Linked DNA regions of Homo sapiens: region 2 is linked to region 1. Evidence: read pairs that join two places in POLR2A ChIA-PET (ENCODE). Cell type or tissue: CD4-positive, alpha-beta T cell. All regions are shown on one strand. Links, peaks and the distances in the headings refer to the core of each region. The heading gives the core; the rest is flanking DNA. Region 1 overlaps AGO3 (argonaute RISC catalytic component 3). Region 2 holds the start of COL8A2 (collagen type VIII alpha 2 chain).

Region 1 (4,387 bases), core at 293-4,292:
TAATACTATAGAAATTCTGGCTCTACCATTTGTCTAATCATTTGAACTTTGGCCAAATATGTAATGTCTATGAAACTATTTTCTGATCTGTAAAACAGGAATAATACCTGCCGTGCCTCTTTCTTATGAATCTTGTGAGATCAAATTAGAAAATAAACAATAGCTAAAATGTATCAAGTTTTTACCATGGTCCTGGATGGTGTGCTAAGTGCTTTACATATATGATCTCATTTAATCTTCACACCAACCCTATAGTTGAAGCAATCCTTTTACAGATGAGGAAAACTGAAGTAAGTGCCTAAAATTTCATAGTAGTATGTAGCAGAACTGGGAATGGAACTCTCCATACTAACTCTAGAGCTGAGCTCTTAACCAGCATATACTATTAGTAATGCTCCTTGTAAACTACAGAATGCCGTATAACTGTATAGAATGTTCTTCATTTGCAAAATGGATTACTGACAGACCATTACGCTTAACATCAGTAGTCTGGTGACCTCTCATATATGAAGCACACAAATCTTTGCTTCATCCTTCCATTCCCTTCCCAAACTTCCCATTACTACTTTGTAGGAATTCATGACTAGACAAAGGTTTTATATTTAGTGGTTTCTCCTTCCAGGGGTTTCACAGACCAGCTGCGTAAGATTTCTAAGGATGCAGGGATGCCCATCCAGGGCCAGCCATGCTTCTGCAAATATGCACAGGGGGCAGACAGCGTAGAGCCCATGTTCCGGCATCTCAAGAACACATATTCTGGCCTACAGCTTATTATCGTCATCCTGCCGGGGAAGACACCAGTGTATGGTAAGGATATCTTAAGACTGCATTTTTCCTCAAGTACTTGATGTCCTTTTAGGATTATACTGAAACATATCCTAAAACTTTCAAATATTAAAATATATTTTATGATACAGTATTTAAAACCATGTATTATTACTTGAAGACAAATTAATATAGCAAACTAAATAGTCCAAGATGAGACATTGTAAAAAGAGTTTCCGGGCTGGGCGTGGTGGCTCACGCCTGTAATCCCAGCACTTTGGGAGGCCGAGGCGGGTGGATCACCTGAGGTCAGGAGTTCGAGACCAGCCTGGCCAATGTGGTGAAACCCCATCTCTACTAAAAATACAAAAAATTAGCTGGGCGTGGTGGTGGGCGCCTGTGGTCCCAGCCACTCAGGAGGCTGAGGCAGGAGAATGGCGTGAACCCAGGAGGTGGAGCTTGCAGTGAGCCGAGATCGCACCGGTGCACTCCAGCCTGGGCGACAGAGCGAAAGTCCGTCTCAAAAAAAAAAAAAAAGGGTTTCAGTAGTGAAAAGAGGCATTACATAACAATGGCTAAAGAAAGAATTATTGAATAAAAATGGCATTGAGATAATTTGAGTATCAGTATAATGTAGTGGTTAAAAGCACAGGCTATCAAATTAAACTGTGTTGCTCAATATTCAGGTACTGCCGGTTCTACTACCTGTGTGATTTGGCTGAATTACTTAATCACACTAGCCCTTAGTTTCCTCATCTCTGGAATTGGGACAATATTTATGTATGTATGTGGTGTGTATGTATGGGATAGGATCTCTCTCACTCTTTCAGGCTGGAGTGCAGTGGTGCAATCATGGCTTACTGCAGCCTTGACCTCTTGGGCTCAAGCAATCCTCCTTTCTCGGCCTCCCAAGTAGCTGGAACTACAGGCATGTGCCACCACACTGGACTAATTTTTTATTTTTTTATTTTTTTTGTTTGTATTTATTTATTTATTTATTTTTATTATACTTTAAGTTTTAGGGTACATGTGCACAATGTGCAGTTTAGTTACATGTGTATACATGTGCCATGCTGGTGCGCTGCACACACTAACTCGTTATCTAGCATTAGATGTATCTCCCAATGCTATCCCTCCCCCCCCCCCACCCCACAACAGTCCCCAGAGTGTGATGTTCCCCTTCCTGTGTCCATGTGTTCTCATTGTTCAATTCCCACCTATAAGTGAGAATATGCGGTGTTTGGTTTTTTGTTCTTGCGATAGTTTACTGAGAATGATGATTTCCAATTTCATCCATGTCCCTACAGAGGACATGAACTCATCATTTTTTATGGCTGCGTAGTATTCCATGGTGTATATGTGCCACATTTTCTTAATCCAGTCTATCATTGTTGGACATTTGGGTTGGTTCCAAGTCTTTGCTATTGTGAATAATGCCGCAATAAACATACGTGTGCATGTGTCTTTATAGCAGCATGATTTATAGTCCTTTGGGTATATACCCAGTAATGGGATGGCTGGGTCAAATGGTATTTCTAGTTCTAGATCCCTGAGGAGTCGCCACACTGACTTCCACAATGGTTGAACTAGTCTATTTATTTTTTTGTAGAGACAGGATCTCACTATGTTTCTCGGGTTGGTCTCAAACTCCTGGGCTCAAGCAATCCTTAAACCTTGGGCTCCCAAAGTGCAGGGATTACAGGTGTGAGCCACTGCACCTAGCCTCTTTCTGGTTTTAATTGAGCATTTTATATGATTCTATTTTCTTTCCTCTTTTAGTGTATCAGTTATACTTCCTTGATATATAGCACACATACCCTGGGATACTAATAATACCTAATCCATATATAGGGTTGTTGTAAGGATTAACTGAGTCTAATATGTAAAGGGCCTAGAATAGCACCTGTCATATAGTAAACAGTCAATGTTAACTGTTATTATTATAAACAAAATTTTGTGAGATTAATAAGCTAAATATAAATCATTGAATCGTAGAAAAATACAAAGAAAATATAATTTTCAAACCACTGAACGGGGTAAAATCATGTAAGTTTAGAAATAATAGAAGAAATCACAAAAGAAAATTGTCAGATTTGACTGAGTACTGAGTAAACATTAAATTTTCTCTTTCTTTCTTTTTTTTTTTTTTTTTTTTTGAGAGAGAGTCTCGCTCTGTCGCCCAGGTTGGAGTGCAGTGGTGCGATCTCGGCTCACTGCAAGCTCTGCCTCCTGGGTTCACGCCATTCTCCTGCCTCAGCCTCCTGAGTAGCTGGGACTACAAGCACCTGCCACCATGTCCAGCTAATTTTTTTGTATTTTTTAGTAGAGACAGGGTTTCACCGTGTTAGCCAGGATGGTCTCAATCTCATGACCTTGTGATCCTCCCGCCTCAGCCTCCCAAAGTGCTGGGATTACAGGCGTGAGCCACCATGCCCGGCCCTTTTTTTTTTTTTTGAGACAGAGTCTCCCTCTGTTGCCCAGGCTGGAGTGCAGTGGCATGATCTCAGCTCACTGCAACCTCCACCTCCCAGGTTCAAGCTGTTCTTCTGCCTCAGCCTCCCTAGTAGCTGGGTCTATAGGCGCGTGCCACCATGCCTGGCTAATTTTTGTATTTTTAGTAGAGACAGGGTTTCACCATGTTGGCCAGGGTGGTCTCAAACTCCTGACCTCAGGTGATCTGCCCACCCCAGCCTCCCAAAGTGCTGGGATTACAGGCATGAGCCACTGCGCCTGGCCCCTAAATTTCCTACATGTCACGGATGTACTAAAATGAAAAGAAAACCAATAGAGTGTGGAAAATATTTGTAGCAAATAGAAACAATAAACAAATAGTTTATTATTAGTTAAATAAAAACCTTCTTTTTTTAGATTAATGAGAAAAGATTATAAACTGAAATTTAGTAAAAACAAAGCAAGTAAATATATGATAAGTTTGTTTTTATTCATAGTTAAAGAAAAATACAGGCCAGATGCAGTGGCTTATGCCTGTAATCCCAGCATTTTGAGAAGCCAAGGTGGGCAGATTGCTTGAGTTCAGGAATTCAAGACTAGTCTGAGCAACATGGCGAAACCTCATATCTGCAAAAAAATAGAAAAATTAGCCAGGCATGGTAGTACACATCTGTGGTCCTAGCTACTTGGGAGGCTGAGATAGGAAGATCACTTGAGCCAGTAGGTGGAGGTTGCAGTGAGCCAAGATCATGCCACTGCACTCCAGCAGCCTGGGCAACAGAGCGAGACCCTTTCTCAAAAAAAAAAAAAAAAGAGAGAAGAAAAGTACAAATCAATAAAGGGAAAAATTTTGTGCTGCTAAATTAGCAAACATATTTAAATATTATAATACCTAGTGCTTGTGAGTATGCAGTGTATTAATACGTTGCTGATGGTAGTATAAATTGATATTACCTTTTTCATCAAAACTGTAAACATGCCTGGGCTGGTCTCGAACTCCTGGCCTCAAGTCATCCTCCCGCCTCAGCCTCCCAATGCTGGGATTACAGGCATGTGCCACTGCTCCTGGCCCCTCCTGGTTTTAATTGAGCATTTTGTATAATTCTATTTTTCATTCTCTTTTAACATATTAGTTAGACTTCCTTTAAAAATTTTTGTAGTGTTTTCCCTA
Region 2 (4,387 bases), core at 209-4,208, 95 kb after region 1:
GGTACTTGGGAGGCTGAGGTAGGAGAATCTTTCAACCTGGGAGGTGGAGGTTGCAGTGAGCCAAGATCGTGCCACTGCACTCCAGCCTGGGTGACAAGAGCCAGACTCTGTCTCAAAAAAAATTAAAAAAAAAAGAAAGAAAGAAATCACAAAACCCAGTAAGGTTCCCTCTGCTCCATGTCCTTTGAGGGAGGGCAGCCTTTGTGAGGAAGGGCACCTGGGCCTGGGATCCTGGCCTCTGTTTCGATTCTGCCTCTGGCTGCCGTGTGACCTCAGGTGAGTTCCCCTCTGAGTCTCCATAACCCCATCCATGAGCTGGGCCAGCAGTGCCACCTGGCTCTCCCCATGAGGCACTAGCCCTCCGCCACCCCCACATGTGACCTCTTCTTCCCCTTCAAAAGCCAGGAATCCCAGCCCATCCAGGCTGCATGGGGATAGTCAGCCTCCAATTCAGAACTTTCCAAGAATCTGAATAGAAGCACGGCCAGGTCCTCCCCAGTCCACTCCCAGGGTCCAACCAGAGAGGCGGAATGGACACTGATCGGAAGATCTAGGTGCTGTGCCCCCATTGCATGTGTGACCTGGAACTACTCCTCACCTCTCTGCAGGCAAAACAACTCTGGAGACCAGTACAGCATTCCCATTTTAGAGATGGGGAAACTGAGGCACAGAGCTGGGAAGTCCTAGATCTGTCTGACTCCCAATGCCAGCTCATCTCCACACAGCACATGCTGCCTTACTCAAGATCTGCTGTCCACACTCCACCCACTCTGGAAATGCCCTCAGAACAAAGTGGGCCTGGAATTCTCTTTCTGGGAGTCAGACTTCCATGACTGGTACTTGGGCACATGTGTGTCCACATATGGCCTCGCAAACCCACCCAGGCTTCAAGGCTACACTCAGCCTCCAGCTCCCAGTCATCTCAACTTATCAGACCCCAGCGCCAAACCCACATCTCCCCTGCACCTGCCTTCTCTGGGGACAGGCCACAGCCATCCAGTGCAAGGCTTCTGGCCCCATCGCCAACCGGCTTACTCCTTTCCATCTACTTCTTCCTCTCATCCCCATGGCAACCGCCCACTTCATCCCCCGTCACCTTTCTCCTTAAACTCTGCCCAGCCTCCTCTGTGATCTCCCTTGCCTCGAAGATCCCCCCTTCATCCTTGTTCCCCAGAGCAGCCAGAGTGATTCCCAGATTATATCATTCGCAGCTCACACCCTTTCTCTAGACAGGGCCCTTAGAAATCTGACCTCAAAGTCATGAGTCCCTCCCACTCCCCAGTGTGATCCAACAGTGCCCATTACTCCCATTACTCACTGTCCCTGAGAGAACCCTGAAGCTTCCCCCTCCACACCTCTGCACGAGCTGTGCCCTCAGCCAGGAACACCCTCCCATTCACCCTTTCCACCCCCTGCACCTGTCAAAATTATCATCTTCGAAAGCCCTGGCCAGATTACCTCTTAGGTGCCACCTTCCCTGATCTGCACTTTGGCTTGCATGGTGCCCCTCCTCGGGTACCTAGTAGGGCACCGTGAGACCACAGCCACACCCCAGAGGAGAGGCCGCTGTGTCTCTCTCGTTCCTCCGACCCGACACTATAATTTCCTCCTGCCACGGATGGGACCAGCGCATCTGAGACCCCACTTCCCTGTAAGAGGTGCCCCATCCCTGCCACTGAGAGTTCTGGAGCGGGCTGGGGGGCCAGCAGGGCAAGGAAGCTGGGGCTGTGCGTCCTTTGTTCCGGCTCAGGCAGGAGCAGAGAAGGTAGTGGAGTACAGGGGCTCAGGCTGACAGCCCTGCTTAGTATCTTTCTCCTCCCTCTTGCTAACAGACACATTCACTTCCATATTTTCTTTCCCCTTCCTCTGAGCCAAAGAGCGGAAATTCTCATTTTCACTGTGGTAGACGAAGTGAAACCAGAGAAAGAGACCCTGGTGAGTGTGTCTGGGTGTGAGCGTATGTGTGTGTGTGCCGTCCTGTCTGAGTATGTCTGGCTGGGCCACGTGGGGCCTGCCATGTGTCTGTAGGAGTTTGGGTGTGTGTGCATGTGTCCGCCTGTGTCTTGTGGTGGTGTATGTTTCATTAGAGGAGGGTGTCCGCATGAATCTAATGAATGTTTGGGTCGGTGTGTGACTGTGCATGGCTCTCAGAAGGGTGCAAGGCTGTGTGTGGCTGGGTGAGCATGTCTGTGGTTTCTCCTCATTATCATCTAGGGTCATTGTGTGTCCAAGGGTTTGTAGGTGTTCACCAGTCCACTGGGAAGCCAGTGACAGCACCTGTGCCCTGATGGAGACCACCAACCATGGTGTCTCTCCAGAGATCACCAACTCCTGCCCTGCGGCCCCCTCTGCTTGGGGCAGTAAGGATCAGTCGATCTTAGCTCAGTCCCCAGAGAGGAACCCCAGGCTGCCTGACCCTCCAGCCATCCAGCTCCACGGCCCCCAGATTTTTCAAATGCCCAGTACAGCTGCTGGGAGGCTGTCCTTGCCAAGGGGACTCTGCTAAGAGGAGTGGATGAGCCCCTGCTGCCAGCCTGAGCAAGAGGTACTGATAGCAGACAGGAGGGATGATTTCTGGTTGCTCCGGCACCCCTAAGGAGGTCAGCCGCACGTCTGTGTCAGGAACCCAGCATGGTCTCACACAGGCACACACACGTGCGTGCACACATACAACCAGCAAAGTTTTCCCCGTGGCAATAGCGTTCCTGGGCCCTCTGGCTGAATAGCATTTCTCTACCTGGAGGATTTCCGGGGCTAGGGTGGCTCCAGACCCAGGGCAGAGACACTGGGAGGTTGTTCTGGGGCCCTGGGACCCCAGTCCCTCTTGGCCAGGCAGCGGCCCCTCACCCCCTGCAAGTCTCAGTCTGGAGCTGGGGGGATGCTGAGCCCCTGACAGGAACATTCCTGGGAACTTGTCTTCAGTTTGGGGCGAGGGGACTGACAGGGCACCTAGAATAGGAGGAACCTGGGGGCTAAGGCAGAAAAACCTTATAACTGGAAGGTCTCCAGCAAATCAGCAATGGCAGAGAGATGGGGGCAGGAGTGAGAGCGGGGGGATGCTAAGGCCCCTCACTCCCTCCTCTCTCCTCCACTACCCTGTGAAGGCGGCTTTTTTATCCCCACTTTACAGGTGGGACGGGAGATCGGGAGGTGGTGACGCGCCCAGAGCCACATCGTCGGGGGTTGCACCCGGCACTGTCTTATGCTGGAGCCCTCGCTTCTGGGAGAGGAAGGGAGGAGGGGGCTTTACTGGGATCCTGCCGGGGAGGGAACGGGGCACAGGGAACGGGATGGGCTCCCCCATTCTAAGGCGACCCCCTGGCCCGAGTCCCCCACCGCGTCCCCACCCCGGAGTCCGAGGCGCCGGCCCTGCTATCCCGCATGGTGTTGGGGGAAGCCCAGCCCAGGTCTTGCCCTCGGAGCCCCCCAGCCCGAGCCCCGGTGCCCGCCTCCTGGCCTTTACCTGCGGGCGCGGCCGCCGGGCGCCGCTCCCGGCCCTCGAGGGCGGCCCGGGCGGCGAGGGCTCCGGGCAGGGGCGTCCGCGGCTGGGCGGGCGGCGTTGGGGTCCGGGGTCCGCGCCGGCGGGGTTCCGCGTCGCTCTGCCGGCCGCCCCTCGCGGCTGCCGGAGTGGGCGGGCGGCAGGAGGGGCGCGTCGGGGCGGGGCCTCCGCCCTCCTCTTTCCACAGCCACGGCCAAGGCCCGCGCCCCGCCCGGCCCAGCGCGCCCAGCGCGGACTCGGACGGCTGCCTCCCTCCCCGACACCCACGCCGAGCCCCCTCCACACACGCGCTCCCGGGCGGCCCGCCCCCATCCCTCCCCGTCCACCTGACCCGCGGCTCGGCCGCCGGGGAGTCCGCGCAGCCCCTGCCCTCGAGGGGCCACCTGCCTGTGGGGACGGACGCGGCTGCTGAGAAGGACGGCCAGGCGTGGTCCTGCAGGGAAGGGGCAGCTCGGGCTGGTGGCCCCCAGTGAGGAGTCCCCAGAAGGCTGCCTGCAGACGTGACCTCGGTAGGCTGAGCCCGGAGGACTCACAGGGGCCAGTCGTGACCCGCACATTCAGGCTTTAGGGCATTGAGCCGGGGTCACAGAGGCAGGCGGGAGCAGGCCAGACCTCGTCCCTCGGAAATGGGGAGTCACGGAAGGCTCTGGAGCAGGGCAGTCACGTGGTCAGATGTGTGCTTTGGAAAGAGCCTCCCGAAGCTGTGTGGAGGAAGATAGAGGCAGGCCACCGAGGAGGCTGCGGGAATACCCTGGCATGGTCCCATGAGGTGCACAGTGAGGGGGAAGGAAAGGGAGGGCCCAGTGTGAGGGGAGTGAGGAGGCGAACTAGGCAGAGTTTGGGCGAGGGGCCTAGGAAGAAGCAGTGTCAAGGACAGTGCGCAGGCTT

What was found. Peaks named below come from ENCODE experiments on the same cell type or tissue, not always from the same donor. Only the 100,000 strongest peaks of a DNase experiment are listed, where the experiment ranks them.
Region 2: POLR2A ChIA-PET joins it to region 1 with 5 read pairs; 4 of 35 experiments call an interaction of 5 or more read pairs at or near these places.

Annotation. Positions count from the first base shown.
Region 1 is chr1:36,026,492-36,030,878 of GRCh38, forward strand. AGO3 (argonaute RISC catalytic component 3) reads left to right here. Exons shown (of 19, transcript NM_024852.4): 12 at 623-807. Among named protein-coding and RNA genes, the nearest start is that of TEKT2, 55 kb to the right of the region's middle. In CD4-positive, alpha-beta T cell, for the core only: no CTCF peak of the experiment used is centred there; no DNase peak of the experiment used is centred there.
Region 2 is chr1:36,121,594-36,125,980 of GRCh38, forward strand. It overlaps COL8A2 (collagen type VIII alpha 2 chain), which reads right to left and starts at 3,629. Exons shown (of 4, transcript NM_005202.4): 1 at 3,464-3,629. RefSeq lists a silencer at 941-1,141. In CD4-positive, alpha-beta T cell, for the core only: no CTCF peak of the experiment used is centred there; a DNase peak (open chromatin) is centred at 1,978; H3K27me3 peaks cover 1,640 bases.